2 separate regions of the Homo sapiens genome follow, and region 1 is linked to region 2. A link is a loop called in an ENCODE intact Hi-C map of the cell type or tissue named here. Cell type or tissue: MCF 10A. All regions are shown on one strand. Each heading gives the region's core, and the rest is flanking DNA. Links, peaks and the distances in the headings are about the cores only.

Region 1 (2,808 bases), core at 125-2,624, 250 kb after region 2:
TTCCTGGGCCTTCCTTCCTCCCTGGTCTTTGCTGACCCACAGCGGCACCTCCTTCCTCTCATCCTGTCTGAACTATTCAGCCTGTCCTTTGGTACCAGCCCGACCTGGGGGATGATCCCTTCTCAGATATTACAGAGAAACCATCCCGAAGTCGCAAGTATTTCCTTGCCAGTCTAGGGCCCTGACAGCACGTTCTCTGCTTTCTTCTGGGGATGGGAAGGGCATGTTGATGTGGATTCCAACTCAGTTCAAGACATTGACTTTTATAGCAATGTGGGGCTTCATCTGTGTACTCATCTCTCTCCTCTTTAAGGCCTGTTTCAGAAATGTCCAGGAAGCTTGGAGTCTCAAGCCTGCTAGCGCTGATGTTTTTGACTCAAGTAGTCCTGTATCTCTCATTCCAGTGTCATTGCTCAGCCATGACCAAACCCACGCAGGGTTTGGAGGACACTCAGGGTGCAAAATGCAAGCCCTTCTGGCAGTCCTGTTCATCACTGGCCTTCAACTTTGCTAAGAACGCATGACCTTCTCTGAGCCTGTCCCATTATCCGTAAGTGACACACATTCTCAGCAGCAGGTTGCTGCGAAGCAGATAGCAACGGGCAAGTGGCAGATGCTCAGTCCAAGACACTGCCTCCTCACACCCCTGGGAACCGGCTCACAGGGAGGAGTCAGTGGCCCATGACCCTCATGTGCCCCCTCACCGGCATTGCCAGGCAGATGTTTCTTGAGGAAGCTAGAGCTGCTCAGAGTGATTCTTCTCTTGAACAATGGTGCTGTTTTGCAGCTTATATTGTGCAGTGTTTATTTTTTCTTAACAACTAATTCATTTATAAAATTGAGCTAAAAGTCATAAGAGAAGAAAAAAAGTAATGTTTCTTAAAAACCACAACAAAGATATTACAGTTGTCAAGAGGGATTTGGTCAATGATTTTCCACTTTTTACAGAGAATGCAGCCTCCATGGTGAATTAGAAAGAGGCTGGGGTATGGAGAGACCTGGGTCAGGCCCCAACCCTGCCTGAACATGTTTGTGACTCAGAGTTTGTCTTGCCCCATCCCTGTAGAACAGCATGTAGGTGGATGGATCAGAGGCCTTGCCCCAGGCAAAACTCCATGTTCCAGGTTACCAGGTGGGAGGAAAGGAGTCAAACCATGCACAATGAACTCGACTAGACACTGGGGATTTATGCCCAGGGCCCCTGAGCAGCCATAGGCCCCACGGCTGCCTCCCCACAGAGGACAGGCACCCAGCCAGCAATTCTCATGCCCATGTGAAATACAGGTCCCACTGATTCCCTAGGGAGCACCAATGTCCCCTCCCCCATTTCCACTGCCAGTGTCATCTCACAGATCCACTTTTTCTCTGTTAACCCATCCACTCAGCAAGTCTTTGCCAGGCATGGCTATGTGCCCGGCCCTGTGCCAGATGTGGAAATGCAGCCATAGTCCTCTCCCTCCTGGACTGCAGCCACGGGCAGACTCTTGGGCCTTCCTGCCCTGCACCTTTCAGCCCTCTGTCTCGCAGGCTGTCAGTAAGGATGCTTTCTAAGACAACATGGGACTGCAGACTGCACTCTGCCCTTCAAGACAAAGTCACACAGTTTGACCTTGTGGCAAGGGCTCCTGGACCTGCCCCTGCCCCTCTGCAGCTCCTCTCAGATGCTGCTGCTGCTTACCTCCAGCTGTACAAAAACATTTGTGAGGCTGCTCAGGCCTGATTCATTTCCACACCTTTGGAACTTTGCTGAAATTTCTCTTCCTGCTGACGTTGCCCGATTCCTGCATGAAGAGTGCTGATTCCACCTATCAAGGCTCAGCTCAAGGGCACCTGCAAAGCCTTCCTTTAGCACCCTGTCCACCCTGTCCCCAGGTAGTGCCCCTCCTCTCTTCCTAGCTCTCTCTGCAGATTCCTACAGAGCATCTCTGTGCCTTACATACCTGCCTGCTTTCTTGCTCTAAGCCTCTGAAGGTCAAGATGTGCCCTGGGTCTCCCACTCCTGCCTGGTGCCTGACCCATCCTTATCCTCTATACATTCCTGTTGAGTGGAAGACTTCAAGATTTCCTCCTGAGGCACCTCATCGAAAGTGCACAAGGTTGGTGGCAGGAGGAATGAAGACCAGCCTAGACACTTTTAGAAGCCAAGACTCTCTTCCTGTCTGCTTTCATGTCTAGCACATGGCGCAGCATGGAGCAGTTTCTCACTAACTTGTTATTGGTTAAAATGAAAGAATGAGGGAGTGAGAGCTCAGGCCTCCTAACTTCCATCCCAGGGCTGCTGTCCCCTCTGGAAGACCATGGTGTAGCCCGCGGCGTCGTGGTGCCTCGTGAGACAATCCACCCTTTACGCACAGTCGGGGCCTGGAGTGGCTCCACCAGAATAGAGCAGGCCCCTGTTTCTGCATGTGCTGAGTTTTTCTGTCTTTATGTGGTTGGAGAGTAGGAAGCATACAGTCTGCTTTCCTTGGTATGGATGGCAAGTTCAGGGCAGAGAGGCGTGTGCACCTAGACTCCCTCATTCTTGCACCCGCAGTACAGAGGCCCTGTTTTCTGCTGAGCACAGACGAATCACAGAATTCTTCTTCTTCTTCTTCTTCTTCTTCTTCTTCTTCTTTTTTTTTTTTTTTTTTTTGAGACGGAGTATCGCTCTGTTGCCCAGGCTGGAGTGCAGTGGCGCCATCTCAGCTCACTGCAACCTCTGCCTCCTGGGTTTAAGCAATTCTCCTGCCTCAGCCTCCCTAGTAGCTGGGATTACAGGTGCCTGCCACCACGCCCAGCTAATTTTTATATTTTAGTAGAGATGGGGTT
Region 2 (2,808 bases), core at 129-2,628:
CCTAGGATGTGGTCTTTATTGGTGAATGCAGATTTGAAAAAGATGCATATTTACTTTTCTCGAGCATAGTGTTCTATGTCAGTGGGACCCCTTTCCTTGGTTGTTTTTTTCAGATCTTCCATATCCTTGATGAATTTCTGTAGAGTGGTTGCATCCATTCTTGAAAAGTGTTGACGTCTCCAACTCTAGTAATGTATTTGTCTATTTCTCCTTTTATCTCTATTCATTAAAGCATTTCAAGGCTCCGTGGTTTGTTCAAATTCAGGATTGTTCTGTTTTCCTGGTGGACTGACCCTTTTATCAATACATAATGTTCCTGTTTGTCTGTGGTAATTTTTTTGACTCTGAATTTGGTCTTATCGGATATTACGATAGCCCCTTTTGCTGTGCTTTGTTTTGATTGTTTGTATGGTATATCTTTTCCTATCCTTTAACTTTCATCCTTTCACTTTCAACTGCTATGTTTTGATTGGGTATTCAGGCTATTTACATTTATGCTAACTATTAATATGTTACTTAATAGCTTGTCTATCATTTTATTATTTGGGTTTTGTTTCCTATTGTTCTCGTTACTATTTCTCTTTTCTTGTCTTCCTGCAGATTACTTGAGAATATGTGTGGGATAATATTTTGATTTATTTATAGTATTTTGAGAATACTTCATCGTACGGTTTTCCTAGTGGTTGAGTATTACAACATACATATATGTGACTTAGAATAGTGTACTTTTCAGAAACTTTTTCAGGTCTTCCTTCTTTCCTCTATTGGAATTCTGACCGTACAAATGTTGGAAATTTTGTTACTTTCCTACAGATCCCTGAGGCTCTGTTCTTGTTTTGCTTTTCAGTCTAGATTTTCTCTATCATTCAGACTGAGTGGATTCTATTGATCTGGCATCAACATGGTATCCTAAAAATTTCACTTCAAGTGAAATGTGAAAACCTCACTTCCACTTAGGTTTGTTTTCCTTCCCCACTTCTAAATATCATTACTTTTGGTCTCAGATAGTGTCACAATTTTTACTTCAGTAATCCAATGTTATTTATAAAACTTATAAGCACAAAAATACTATATTATTTGAACCCATATTTTGGCTCCTTCCATTGTTTCCCCTTCTTTCCAGCTGCTCCAAAATTCTTTCTTTTATAATTTTCTTTCTATGTAAAGAATTTTTTGAGCCATTATTTAAAAGTAGGTCTGCTGGTGGCCAATTCTTTTAGTTTTCTTTAATCTGACAATTTTTTTATTTCCCCTTCATTTCTGATGGATAATTTCACCAGATATAGAATTCATGGTTGATGGTTCTTTTCTTTCAGCATTTGAAAAATATTGTGCCACTTCTTTCTGACCTCCATGGTTCCAGCTGAGAAATCTGCTGTCATCCAAATGGTATTCACCACACATAGGGTGTCACTACTCTCCAGTTGCTTTTGAGATTTTAACTTCGTCTTTAGGTTTCAAGAGTTTAATTATGATGTGCCTTGTCCTAGATTTCTTTGTGTGTATCCTATTTGGGCTTTGCTCATTTTAATGAATCTCTATGTTTGTGTTTTTCATCTAACTTAGGATGGTTGTCAACTATTTTTTTCAAATACTTTTTCAGGTCTTCCTTTTTATTCCTACTGGGACTCTGACCATACAAGTGCTGGAAGTTTCAAAGTTTTGTTATTTTCCTACAGATCCCTGAGGACTTCATCTTGTTTTTTATTTTTGTTTGTTGTTTTTAGTTTGTTCAGATTGGGTGAATGCTATTGATCTATCTTCATGTTACCTAACTATAACCTTCATCATCTCCACTCTACTATTGAGCTCATTCATTTCTGTTATTGATTTTTTCAGATCTATAATTTCCCTTTGGTTGCTTTTTATAACATCTATTTCTTTCCTATTTTTTCATTTATTTCAAAATATTTTGTAATTGAATGTTGAAGCTTTTTTTTTTTTTTTTTTGGAGATGGAGTCTTGCTGTCTCACCCAGGCTGGAGTGCAGTGGTGCGGCCTTGGTTCACTGCAACCTCTGTCTCCCAGGTTCAAGTGATTTTACTGTTTCAGCCTCCTAAGTAGCTGGGATTGCAGGTGCCTGCCACTGTGCTGGGCTAATTTTTTTGTATTTTTAGTACAGACAGGGTTTCACCATGTTAGCCAGGCTGGTTTCGAACTCCTGACCTCAAGTGATCCACTCACCTCAGGCTTCCAAAGTGCTAGGATTACAGGAGTGAGCCACTGCGCCTGACTGTTGAAGCATTTTAATAATGACTGTTTTAAATTCTTTACAGAAAATTCCATCATTTGTTTCATTACCGTGATGGTGTAAGTTTTTTTTTTTCTTATTCAAGTTGTGATTTTCTTGTGTGTTTTTTTTTTTTTTTTTGACTGGTGATATTTTATTGTGTCTTGGACATTTTGTCTATTTGTCAGAAGTGCCTTGGATGCTATTTAAATCTTCTATTTTTAGTAGACAGTCACTCTATTTAAGCACACAGTTGCTGGCCTGCTTTTGTGTGCTGTGGTTCCAATGGTGGGTTAATTTTCCATCTTTGCAGCATGACTTTGGCCTGCTTGCTTGGTGTATCTTCTGTAACTGTATGTCCCCGTGGCCTGTGCCAGTGCTGCTTGAAGGGGCAAAAGGGGTTCTTACAGGTTGGGCTGCTGAGGTTGCGGTATGGGGCATCTTCTTACTCTGCCCCTAATGCCCTGTGCCCCTGGGTGAGGGAGGAGAGTGTTAGGCCCATAGGTACAAAGAGAGGATCCACACCAGGCCACCTGCTGTAGCTCTCTGGCCGGCTCTGCCCACTCGCCCACCTCACT

Evidence for each region. Hi-C counts contacts between places; a loop is a spot of excess contacts. Peaks named below come from ENCODE experiments on the same cell type or tissue, not always from the same donor. Only the 100,000 strongest peaks of a DNase experiment are listed, where the experiment ranks them.
Region 1: a loop joins it to region 2, with 5 times the contacts of the local background. A loop is called at or near these places in 2 of 110 quality-filtered maps.

The regions. Positions count from the first base shown.
Region 1 is chr2:129,055,386-129,058,193 of GRCh38, forward strand. No RefSeq gene overlaps it. Among named protein-coding and RNA genes, the nearest start is that of LINC01854, 220 kb to the right of the region's middle. In MCF 10A, for the core only: no CTCF peak of the experiment used is centred there; a DNase peak (open chromatin) is centred at 1,116.
Region 2 is chr2:128,806,125-128,808,932 of GRCh38, forward strand. No RefSeq gene overlaps it. Among named protein-coding and RNA genes, the nearest start is that of LINC01854, 470 kb to the right of the region's middle. In MCF 10A, for the core only: no CTCF peak of the experiment used is centred there; no DNase peak of the experiment used is centred there.